Linked DNA regions of Mus musculus: region 1 is linked to region 2. The links are chromatin contacts, found by Hi-C in ENCODE. All regions are on one chromosome and are shown on one strand. The core of a region is the stretch at or near the end of the contact, and the rest is flanking DNA. Distances in the headings are between cores, read along the strand shown.

Region 1 (6,714 bases), core at 922-3,421, 1.8 Mb before region 2:
CAATTGGTGCAATTATCCTTTCTGTCACATTTAACCAAAGCTGCTTTTTACCACAGATGCACGGTAAATGCATATGTACAAATATTCTGTCCCAAGAATTACAATTATAATTGAAATCTGTTAGATCACTTTTGCAGGCTATCTTACAAAAAAGAAACAAACAACCCCCCCCCCATGACTGTCAAAGGTTTTCATTGTCTCCACATGAAAACTTATATAAAAGTGTTAAAGTGTTAATTTCATTAACACTGCACAACTAGGTGGGGAAACTTTCTAGGCTAATGTGCTAAAATATTACACAGTTTTTTTACCCTCCAATTACAATTCTTAGTAGGACTTTAATGGATGAATAAAGTAGCAACCCCGGGCTGGAGACAGCTCACTTGTATGAGTGCTTGGTTAGTTATGCACAGGCTCCAGGTTCAAGTTCTCAGCACCCAGTACAAAAGACCAACCAACAAAGCCCAAAGCAGCAACCCCTAATTCCCTGCTGACAACAAATTTTAAACTTAAAGAAAAAAAAATAGGTATTACAAACACAATCACTTTACTTCAAAACACTTTTTATTGACCTAAAATAATTGCCAAAAGCTAGGCCAAAGAGCAACTTTACTTAAGCTTAATGCTCTTCTTAACTCCAGCACGAATGCCAGAGAGTTCACCACTGTACCGCTGTTCTTCTCTGCGAACTTCACGAACCTGGCCTCGTCGTCGGATTTTGGCTTTTCTGAACTTTTCCCTATGTTTCACTCTGGGATTTCTATCAATCTTCTTTCTCCTGGGTGTAAGTCCCCTATTTTTAGCAATCTGGTAGGTAATGGCTCTCTTTGCATTTTGTTCTTCGAGAGCCTGTTCTTCAGCACTGTTTTCTTCCTTCTTTCTCTTCAACTCTTGCCTGTCTTCCATTTCCTTATAGTACTTGAGAGCAGCCCCATCAAAATCAGGCTCATCAGTCAGGGCAACAGCAGCAGCCTGCTTTACAGACTTGGGCTTGGTTTTGGTTAATTTTGCTTTTGGAGTCATTTCTTTCTTTACAGCACCATCCTTGGCTGTGAGGAGGTGACGGATTTCAGAGGACAGTTTCTGATCCACAACCGACAGCTTGTTGATCAGATTTCTGTAGGTAACAAGCCTTTCTATAACAGGATGTCCATGTGCAGGGACTCTCCGGGCTTTTAAGATCAAATAAAAGCTAATGTTGGCGCAATAGTTCAAGTAGAGATTATACTTAGTCTTCAGGTATTCGCTTCCTCTTCCAGTTGGAATGACCCCTTTCTCCACCAACTGTAACAAGGGTTCTAACTCATCCTTCACCTCTGTCAACTTGGCTTGGAGGTCTTCTATGAGCTCTAAGAGCTCTGGTGATTCTTTCTTCAACATTTTCAGCTTCTCTTTTACCGAGACTTTAGCCAAATCCTTCACAACCCTTGTCTCAGCTTCGTCTACCTGGGGCACCGGCTTTGCAAAGGCCTCCACCCAAGCGACTCCAAAATCATCCTCTTGCAGGGCTTGGGCCAAGCGCCGCTGAATTATCTGTGCCTCCTCCTCTTCTTCTCTTTCCTCCTCTTCTACTTCTTGCTGACTCTGACGGCCTCGGGATTTGGAACCATAGTCCGTATCGTAATAAAGCTTTTTTCTCTGACCCCAGGACAAGCTAGGGTCCACAGAGGCCTCAGCCTCACTCTGCACGGAGCTTCCGCCGTCATCATCCTCTCCAACCTCCTCCTCCTCCGAACTCTCTCCATCTTCGTCATCTCCATCATCAATATCTAGAGGTAGCACCTCTTCCTCCTCATCGCCATCCTCCTCCCCACTCTCGACTTCGTTCCAGCCCTTGGCCAGGACTGCCCGAGATCGCGCTTCATGGAACTCATCTACCTGGTCTTGGTAGTAGCTGGAGTCCCCTGGAGAGGGCGGCAACCCCAAGTCGTCCTCATTTTCGTCCGTGGCGGTGAGACCTGCCTGGGCCCGCACGGCGGCCCACTGAGCCGCTCCACGCCGCCGTGATTTCTTCACCATGGCTCACCAGCGGTCCCGGGTTCCCAAGCGACGCCGCGATTTCCGCCACTTCTGACCTCCGCCCAGAATGATGCCGGCAAGCGGAGGCTTTCAGCACCAGCACGCTCCGCGAACCCAAGTCGGTGACCACCGGAGCAGAGAGTCTGGGAAAGGCCTGTTTCCTTCCGCTCCCAGGGTGCTCTCCGCGCAGCGCGCGCGCCTAAACTTCCGCTCCCCCCCCCCCCCCCAGCGTAATCCCGCCGCCGTGTCTTTTTAAAAACCAGTCGGTTCCGGCGAATGAAAACTTCCGGGTAGGAACGCTAGGCCAAGGATATTTCCGTTCCGCGGATCCTTTTGTGGCTACTTCCGAGCTCTCTCTCTCTCTGGTGACTTCCGGCGTGAAGCCGGAATCCCGCCAGGGACGCCGCGAGACAGCCCGCGGCCGACAGAGGGCGCGGGGCATCTACGTTCCCACGCGTCGGCAGGGCGCCCACTGGGCCACGCTAGATAGTTGCCCAGCTCACGGTTTCGTGTTCTCCGTTTGCCAGAGTGGAAGTTAGTCAGGGTTTTGTTTGTGTTTTGTTTAGTTTTGTTTTTTGTCTGTCTTGACTTCTGAAGCCGGGACTCGCCATGTTGTCAGCCTCAGCCTCCCGGATTGGTGCTTTTCTCTGTTTTTGCCTGGGAGTTGCTACCGTAGGCGCCGCGTTTCCGGGCCCCGCGCGGCGAGTCTCTGCTTTTAGGCGACCCGAGAGAGGACTTCGGGGTTTTTTGGGGACGATGTAACCGGGAAGAGTAAAAGACGCGCGGTGTCCTTCTACTGGAATAGCTTCGCTTTTCTAGACGTTCTGGAAAACTGTGAGGCTGTCAGCCGCGGACAGCCTCCTATGTATAGAATTGGGTTGCAACATTTAATGATTATTCATTGTTGTGTTCTTCAACATTGATCAAGCACCAAACTTCCGTGGCAGCGTTTTAGGCAGAGATGGGGGGGGGGAGGGGAGGGGAGAATAAAGGAAGGAAATGAGCAAAATAGATTTAACAAGGGAGGGAGGGGAGAGGAGAGAGGAGAATGAAGGAAGGAAATGAGCAAAATAGATTTAACAAGGGAGGGGAGGAGAAGAGAAAGAAGAGGGAGAGGGGAGAGAGGGAGAAGGGGAGAAGAAGTGGGGAGGAGGAAAGAGGAGGGAAGAGGAAGAAGAGGAAAAGGAAAAGAGATAAAGGCCAAAATAGGAGACCTTGTGGTTTAGGAGGGCGCACGGGTACACCAAACAGAAAACTCAGTCAAATGGGAGAAGTGACATATGGGTCTAAGAGAATCGAACTGGTGTCAAGCTTAGTAGACAGGGCTACCACCTAAGCTATCTCAAATGTATGACCTTTTATGTCAGCTTCCTTATTTAAAAGGATATACAAAGTCGTGATTATGCATACCACATGGGGTCTTGTCTTTTTTTTCTTTTTTTTTTTTTTCCATTTTTTATTAGGTATTTAGCTCATTTACATTTCCAATGCTATACCAAAAGTCCCCCTTACCCACCCACCCCCACTCCCCTACCCACCCACTCCCCCCCTTTGGCCCTGGCGTTCCCCTGTACCGGGGCACACAAAGTCTGCGTGTCCAATGGGCCTCTCTTTCCAGTGATGGCCGACTAGGCCATCTTTTGATACATATGCAGCTAGAGTCAAGAGCTCAGGGGTACTGGTTAGTTCATAATGTTGTTCCACCTATAGGGTTGAAGATCCCTTTAGCTCCTTGGGTACTTTCTCTAGCTCCTCCATTGGGAGCCCTGTGAACCATCCATTAGCTGACTGTGAGCATCCACTTCTGTGTTTGCTAGGCCCCGGCATAGTCTCACAAGAGACAGCTACATCTGGGTCCTTTCGATAAAATCTTGCTAGTATATGCAATGGTGTCAGCGTTTGGATGCTGATTATGGGGTGGATCCCTGGATATGGCAGTCTCTACATGGTCCATCCTTTCATCTCAGCTCCAAACTTTGTTTCTGTAACTCCTTCCATGGGTGTTTTGTTCCCACTTCTAAGGAGGGGCATAGTGTCCACACTTCAGTCTTCATTTTTCTTGAGTTTCATGTGTTTAGGAAATTGTATCTTATATCGTGGGTATCCTAGGTTTTGGGCTAGTATCCACTTATCAGTGAGTACATATTGTGTGAGTTCCTTTGTGATTGTGTTACCTCACTCAGGATGATGCTCTCCAGGTCCATCCATTTGGCTAGGAATTTCATAAATTCATTCTTTTTAATAGCTGAGTAGTACTCCATTGTGTAGATGTACCACATTTTCTGTATCCATTCCTCTGTTGAGGGGCATCTGGGTTCTTTCCAGTTTCTGGCTATTATAAATAAGGCTGCTATGAACATAGTGGAGCATGTGTCCTTCTTACCAGTTGGGGCTTCTTCTGGATATATGCCCAGGAGAGGTATTGCTGGATCCTCCGGTAGTACTATGTCCAATTTTCTGAGGAACCGCCAGACTGATTTCCAGAGTGGTTGTACAAGCCTGCAATCCCACCAACAATGGAGGAGTGTTCCTCTTTCTCCACATCCTCGCCAGCATCTGCTGTCACCTGAATTTTTGATCTTAGCCATTCTCACTGGTGTGAGGTGGAATCTCAGGGTTGTTTTGATTTGCATTTCCCTGATGATTAAGGATGTTGAACATTTTTTCAGGTGCTTCTCTGCCATTCGGTATTCCTCAGGTGAGAATTCTTTGTTCAGTTCTGAGCCCCATTTTTTAAGGGGGTTATTTGATTTTCTGAAGTCCACCTTCTTGAGTTCTTTATATATGTTGGATATTAGTCCCCTATCTGATTTAGGATAGGTAAAGATCCTTTCCCAGTCTGTTGGTGGTCTTTTTGTCTTATAGACAGTGTCTTTTGCCTTGCAGAAACTTTGGAGTTTCATTAGGTCCCATTTGTCAATTCTCGATCTTACAGCACAAGCCATTGCTGTTCTGTTCAGGAATTTTTCCCCTGTGCCCATATCTTCAAGGCTTTTCCCCACTTTCTCCTCTATAAGTTTCAGTGTCTCTGATTTTATGTGAAGTTCCTTGATCCACTTAGATTTGACCTTAGTACAAGGAGATAAGTATGGATCGATTCGCATTCTTCTACATGATAACAACCAGTTGTGCCAGCACCAATTGTTGAAAATGCTGTCTTTCTTCCACTGGATGGTTTTGGCTCCCTTGTCGAAGATCAAGTGACCATAGGTGTGTGGGTTCATTTCTGGGTCTTCAATTCTATTCCATTGGTCCACTTGTCTGTCTCTATACCAGTACCATGCAGTTTTTATCACAATTGCTCTGTAGTAAAGCTTTAGGTCAGGCATGGTGATTCCACCAGAGGTTCTTTTATCCTTGAGAAGAGTTTTTGCTATCCTCGGTTTTTTGTTATTCCAGATGAATTTGCAAATTGCTCCTTCTAATTCGTTGAAGAATTGAGTTGGAATTTTAATGGGGATTGCATTGAATCTGTAGATTGCTTTTGGCAAGATAGCCATTTTTACAATGTTGGTCCTGCCAATCCATGAGCATGGGAGATCTTTCCATCTTCTGAGATCTTCTTTAATTTCTTTCTTCAGGGACTTGAAGTTTTTATCATACAGATCTTTCACTTCCTTCGTTAGAGTCACGCCGAGATATTTTATATTATTTGTGGCTATTGAGAAGGGTGTTGTTTCCCTAATTTCTTTCTCAGCCTGTTTATTCTTTGTGTAGAGAAAGGCCATTGACTTGTTTGAGTTAATTTTATATCCAGCTACTTCACCGAAGCTGTTTATCAGGTTTAGGAGTTCTCTGTTGGAATTTTTAGGGTCACTTATATATACTATCATATCATCTGCAAAAAGTGATATTTTGACTTCCTCTTTTCCAATTTGTATCCCCTTGATCTCCTTTTGTTGTCGAATTGCTCTGGCTAATACTTCAAGTACTATGTTGAAAAGGTAGGGAGAAAGTGGGCAGCCTTGTCTAGTCCCTGATTTTAGTGGGATTGCTTCCAGCTTCTCTCCATTTACTTTGATGTTGGCTACTGGTTTGCTGTATATTGCTTTTATCATGTTTAGGTATTGGCCTTGAATTCCTGATCTTTCCAGAACTTTTATCATGAATGGGTGTTGGATCTTGTCAAATGCTTTTTCTGCATCTAACGAGATGATCATGTGGTTTTTGTCTTTGAGTTTGTTTATATAATGGATTACATTGATGGATTTTCGTATATTAAACCATCCCTGCATCCCTGGAATAAAACCTACTTGGTCAGGATGGATGATTGCTTTAATGTGTTCTTGGATTCGGTTAGCGAGAATTTTATTAAGGATTTTTGCATCGATGTTCATAAGAGAAATTGGTCTGAAGTTCTCTATCTTTGTTGGATCTTTCTGTGGTTTAGGTATCAGAGTAATAGTGGCTTCATAAAATGAGTTGGGTAGAATACCTTCTACTTCTATCTTGTGAAAAAGTTTGTGCAGAACTGGAGTTAGATCTTCTTTGAAGGTCTGATAGAACTCTGCACTAAACCCGTCTGGTCCTGGGCTTTTTTTGGCTGGGAGACTATTAATAACTGCTTCTATTTCTTTAGGGGATATGGGACTGTTTAGAAGGTCAACTTGATCCTGATTCAACTTTGGTACCTGGTATCTGTCCAGAAATTTGTCCATTTCGTCCAGGTTTTCCAGTTTTGTTGAGTATAGCCTT
Region 2 (6,391 bases), core at 2,160-4,659:
CTACTGAGCTATACTTCCAGCCTGAAAACAACTATTCTTCTAAATGATGTCCAGAGACTTGAAGAGAGACCTTCCCATCAATATTTTCCACCTTCCATATAACCAACTGGCACCCAAAGATAGTATCTCTTTATTTTCCCACTTCTACTACCAGTAAACTAAAACAAGATCCAAAATGAAAGGAGATGTAAATCAAACCCATACTGTTTTATAGAGCCCTTCCTCAAGCAACTAGCTCCCAACAGTGCTAGCCACAGCATGTATACAGGTTTATACACGCTATATACACAGAAGCTTGTGTGTATGATGCATGAGAGTAAGTAAAACTCAGCTCTGTACTTTACAATGCTTATGCTGTTATTCATTAAAGTCGAACCACATAAATATTTAAGGAACAGAGGACACAATACTTTAAAAGATACCTACAAACAAGACAATCACACCCCTTGCCCTCCTGAAGCTTTCGATCTGGAAATGTAGACAATTACTTACAAAAGCAAAAATTCATACACATTTTGGGTTAACTATTCTTTGTAGACTATATCCTGTAGGGATTCAAATAAAATTCATGTAAAATGTTTATCAGAAAAGATGTGCATTTCTTCATCATAGAGAAAAATCCATGGAATACACAAGGTGCTGTTGTTTCCCAGTATTATTTTTAAAAAACTCACATTAACAGTCAACTTTTTGGACAAATCAACACAAAAATAGCAGGGAGCTGGTAGACTATCCAAGTATAGAGGATTAACTGAAACATTACAGGAATTGATGTTTATTACAAAGCCCAATAAATTAAGAATTCCTATGACTCTAAAATTCATTGTGATTAACACGCATAATTGCAACTTTCTTATTTTCTGAGACTTGTTTTTTAATCAAGAGTTTCCAAAAGTTATGAATTTATTAAAGGCTTAAGTTTTAGCATGATTAAGATTCCTTTTTATGGGACATTTCTCTTCTCCCATAAAAAGGAATCTTACCTGCTCCAGAACTCATTCTGTAAACCAAGCTGGCTTTGTACTCAAGAGATCTACTTGCCTCTGCCTCCTAAGTGCTGGGATTAAAGGCCTACATTGCCACCATTATGACTAAGATTCTTATAATCTTCGTACTTTCCTGTTAAACACATAACAAATGATACAAATTTCTCTTAACATTCTCACTTTTCTTTAAGTATTACTTATTCGGTTTTTTTGTTTTGGTTTTTTGTTTTTTCGAGACACGGTTTCTCTGTGTAGTCCTGACTTGTCCTGGAACTCACTCTGTAGACCAGGCTGGCCTCGAACTCGGAAATCTGCCTGCCTCTGCCTCCCAAGTGCTGGGATTAAAGGTACTTATTCGTTTTAATACTGACTTTCATAGGTGAGTGACAATGATCAAGTAACACTAAGCACTTCCAGTAGGTATTTACTAGCTGCTAGTATAGAGAAATAATCTTGATTTTAACTATAAAAAAGTCACTTGTACCAGAAAATTCAAATAAAGCACAATTAGAAAAATTAAGTTTTAAAAAACTATTTCCAAATATTCTAAGCATTGGTGACGAATGACATCACAACTCAATAATCGAGTTTTTGTGTTTAAAGTGCATCTTCAATATTAAGTCCACTTCTAAAAGCAAATGATCATTACTTCACTGTGCATTGTTGTATATTACTGATTTCTAAATTATCTTCACTTTAATAGAAACTATACTGACAACTGAATTTTAATCGCTTTTGTGTTTGGTTCATCTACCATGGCAGCCACCAAAACTACTAAGTCATAAATCTTATCCTGCCAATCAAAGGTTGAAAGGATCTTCAGGTTTTTTTTTTTTTTTTTACAACTGACTTTATATAATAAGATAGTCCTTTATTCACTATCAGAATTCTTCCTTCACAGTCCTTCAGAATGTCTCGAGGAACAGGTTTAGTTTCAGAATAAAAAATAAACTGCAATGTGTGCATCGAGAATTGCTTCAACTGGGCAGTGATGGCACATGCCTTGCACTCAGGAGGCAGAAGCAGGCAGATCTCTCAAGTTTGAGGCCAGCCTGTCTGCAAATCAAGTTCCAGAACAGGCAGGGCTACATGGAAACCATGTCCCTAAGGGGGGGGGGGGGGGGAGGATGCTTATGACAAAGACAGATCTTTAAACATATTCCCACTCAAGACAGACCAGAAAAGTGGAAAAAAGCTTTAATGACTGTTCAGCCCACTTAACAAATCTCCACCTCAAATTTAATGAGCCACAAGCAGAGATTTGTGAAATGCAGGGCAGCAAGTGTGCACTATTTTCTTCTAAGACTGTCGCGATAGTCCCAGAGCTGAGAACTCTCTCAAGACTGCATCCCATCTAGACGAGTATCTTCTATGGTCTGGATCCTATACTGGCATCTGTGGTCTCTATATAGTATTTCAGAAGAAATGACATTTTATCAACTAAAATGTTTTCTTTTTATCTTTCCAAGTCTCTCTAGCCTCCACCTACGTATTCCTCGCTGAATCTTTTGAGAACTCTGCACTATTCTGGGAGATCCGTTGCTAGGACTTTTGGAAGAAGGGGCATGGGTGTTTGTTTGTTTGTTTGTTTTTTTCCTAATATCTTTCTTTCCAAAGTAAATACTCGAGGAATAAAAGAAGCGATTCTTAGCTTATCCAAAAGATCAGTGAGAAGCTACTTACAGGTATTTCTCATGATTAATAATCCACCTGAATGAATTAAACTAGTCTACTCACTAGTCTAACAATGCTAACTGTGACGTTATTTTCGAAAAAAGTCAACCAAAAAGACGACAGTTCAGAAAAATACGCATTACATCCGCATAATCCGGCCAGGAAACGTGCCCGGGGGCAAGTTCCTCAAAGCAAGCCCTCTCCCAACCGCTCCCGGGAGTGACGAGAGAAGCAAAGCCCTGGTCGAGGTGGGAGCCGCCGCAGAGACGAGGACGCCGGGCCCAGCAGGCCAGGCCTCGCAAGGAGCGGGTCACGATGCGGCCGCCTGCTCTGCGCGAGGCCCTAACCTCCCGCCTCGCCCGCAGGCCGCGGCTCCTAGGTCCCCTCGCCCGGCCGCCCCGAGGCCCCGTCCTCCACACTCACCTTTCTCCTCCCGGCTGTCGGCCGCCATGGCTGCCCTCCGGCTTCCGCCGCCGCCACCGCCGCCGCCGGGACGCGAGTCGCGCGGGCGCCGCAGACGCGGCCGCAGGCGCACGAGTCCGTCCGTCAGTCCGTCCGGCGGGCCGCGCGCTTCGACCTGACCTGCTCCACTCAGCTTCCTACGCGCAACCCTTCCTCCCGTGCTCTGGTTCTCTTCCCGCCTGGCTCTCTGGCCTCGGTCGGCGCGGGCTTCAGCCTTCCTGTTGGGGTTCGGCCACCACAGAGACAAGGGGGAGGAGAGAGACACAGATGGCGACGCCGGGCGGCGCTAAAATGGAGCCTGCTTCCTGCGCGAAACAATCCCGCTCCCGAAATGCCTTGCGCTGTTTACGCTCTGTGCCTCTCGCGGAACGTCACAGTGCGGGGAACCGGGGCGGGGGCGGAGGCGGGGACGGGGACTGGAGCGAGAAGCGGGACGTAAGAGGGCGTGACTTCGGCACGTCGTCCCGCCCCGCGCGCAAACTTGACGTCCAGGGAACCGCCCTCGTTCCAGAGGATAATCGGTATTTAGGCTTCTCTGCTGTGCTTCCTACAGCTCAAGGATGCAGACATCTCACCAGAAACGTTTGGAAGGCCTTGAATGGTTAGTGTGAGACACCATCAGAAAGGGTGTTATGTCTTTCTTTGGTTTTACGAGACAGGGTTTCTCTGTGTGGCCCTGGCTGTCCTGGAACTCACTCTGTAGACCAGGCTGGCCTCGAACTCAGAAATCCGCCTGCCTATGCCTCCCAAGTGCTGAGATTAAAGGCATAAACCACCACTGCCCGGCTATGTCTTTTTTATATATTTAATTTTCTTTTATTTGATTAGTAGTGTCTACTACTTCTTTTTAAATATTGTTCTAGGACCAGGGGTTAAGAATAGCTTTATTGTTGGGTGGTATTTGGGCTCATCTTTAATCCCAGCACTGGAGAGGCAGAGGCAGAGGCAGAGGCAGGAGGATCCCTGTGAGTTCGAGGCCATCCTGGCATACAGATTGAGTTCCAAGACACCCATGGCTACACAGAAACCCTGCTTCAAAAATAAACAAACAAATGTGTTCTCCCTCAAAGGAAGTCTGAGTTTATCTTCTAGTTAAGGCAGCCAAGGTTTGAGTAAACAAATTGAAAGTTGTGCTGACGCCAGGAGTGGTGGTGCACACCTTGAAACCCAGCATTCTGAAAGCAGAGGCAGGGGAATCTCTGAGTTAGAGCCCAGCCTGGTCTATAGAGTGAACAGTACTGGGATAGCCAGGGCTACAGTGAAACCTTAGCTCAAAAGAAAAACAAACAAAAAAAAATGGAAAGGAAGAAAAAAGACAAAAGGGAAAAAGAAAATTGTGAACTTTATTAAAAAAAAAAAAAGCTAGCTAGAAAAGGGTGATGCATACCTTTAATCCTCCCATTAGGGAGGAGGCAAGCAGATATCTGAGTTCAAGAACAGCCTGGTCTACAAAGCAAGATCCAAGACAGCCAGGGCTACACAGAGAAACCTTGACTTGGAAAACAGAGAGAGAGACAGACAGACAGACAGACAGACAGTTGCTATAGTGATAAGACCCCTTTTTATGGAGAAAAGCTAGTACAGAGGCCCTCCTGTGGAGGTGAAGACTGATGGTAAAAGATAAGAGACAATAACAAATAAGCACTAATTGTCTTCGGAAAGCACATACAAAGACTTTATGAAGATCTGAGGGGCATTCCAGTAACCAGGAATGGAGGTGAATGAAGATCTGCGGGGCATTCCAGTAACCAGGAATGGAGGTGAATGAAGATCTGCGGGGCATTCCAGTAACCAGGAATGGAGGTGAATGAAGATCTGCGGGGCATTCCAGTAACCAGGAATGGAGGTGAATGAAGATCTGAGGGGCATTCGAGTAGCCAGGAATGGAGGTGAATGAAGATCTGCGGGGCATTCCAGTAACCAGGAATGGAGGTGAATGAAGATCTGCGGGGCATTCCAGTAACCAGGAATGGAGGTGAATGAGAAGACAAGTACTGAGATGATGTTTGACAAAAGTCACTGCCCACTGGTGGTGGCATCACATGCCTTTAATCCAAGCACTTGGGAAGCTGAAGCGCAGATCTCTTGGATTTTAGGCCTGCGTAGTCTAAAAGCAAGTTCCAGGACAGCCAGGGCTACACAGAAAAACCAAACCAAACAAACAGTAGTACGAGATCTTCAGGGAAAATAACTTGGAGTAAGCCTACTGAAAGGTAGGAAGTGAAAACACCCTGGATACTCCAAAGAACCATCCTATAGAATGTAAAAGCAAGTCTACACACGTAGACTTGTAGTTTGAGCTGCTTGTCAGAATCCCTTGGATGATAGTAGAAGACCAGCCAGTCACATTTACCACTTTTGGTTTTATTTCTTGGGAAAGCCTCACTTTCTCAAAAAGTATATTCTTGACTCTCTAGAATTCCATGACCCTCATGCGTCCACCTCACAAGAGCCGGTACATCCTAGCATACTGGGGTTTATAACACTTGGATAGAGAGAAACGATCACTTATTCTGTCTTTCCCATTCAAATTGTAACTTAGAGGTACCAAAATAAGTAACTGGTAATGCCAATGTGCCATAGTCAAAGAGCCATACAACTAAGACATCACCATTTTGCAATCACTAATGAAATAAACATCACTGCAACTAGCTATGTGTAATACATTATATGTACATATAGTAATTAAATAAAACTGGGTGTGGTGGCAGAGGCCTTTAATCCTAGCATGGAGGAGACAGAGGCAGGCAGATCTCTGAGGCCAGCATGGTCTACATAGTAAGTTTCAGGGCAGCTAGGGCTACACAGGGAAACCCAGTCTTAAATAAACAAAAGACAACAGTAGAAAATCAGATGCTAGGTGCCTCCTCGTATTAGGACTTCTATCTATGGTGACTCGTTGTATTGTCAATTTGACTAGACTCTGAATTATCTAGATTGGTGAGGCACACTTGGGTGTTGTAAGTTATGGTATCTGCTCAGAAGCCCCAAGACCAAATTCTCAACAAAAAGGAGATATTTACTTGCCTCAGAAGAGCAGAGGTTAAGAGATAGAGGATGTGGAAGAAGGAAAAGGGGACAAGAGAGAGGGTGCAGGGGTATTTGTCCTGGAAGAGAAAGGACTGCCTGTAGATAGAAAACAGATGTGGCTTATAGGCAAATGGCAATTTATAAAGGGAAAAGGGAAAATCCCATATTAGAATGAGGTGTTTCATTTTAATTGGGCATGTTAATTAGGTGAGATAAAGAAAGCTTTTGATTGCTGCTCT

What was found. A loop is a pair of places that touch in the nucleus more often than their neighbours do.
Region 1: a map of T-helper 17 cell shows a loop between it and region 2 (4-fold over the local background). The contact joins the promoter of Utp3 here to the promoter of Ythdc1 in region 2. A Hi-C loop is called at or near these places in 2 of 37 maps with a recorded cell type or tissue (T-helper 17 cell and T-helper 2 cell).

What each region holds. Positions count from the first base shown.
Region 1 is chr5:88,549,919-88,556,632 of GRCm38, reverse strand. It overlaps Utp3 (UTP3 small subunit processome component), which reads right to left and starts at 2,171. Exons shown (of 1, transcript NM_023054.2): 1 at 543-2,171. The coding sequence starts at 2,019. The coding sequence ends at 610.
Region 2 is chr5:86,801,284-86,807,674 of GRCm38, reverse strand. It overlaps Ythdc1 (YTH domain containing 1), which reads right to left and starts at 3,409. Exons shown (of 17, transcript NM_001347375.1): 1 at 3,084-3,409. The coding sequence starts at 3,111.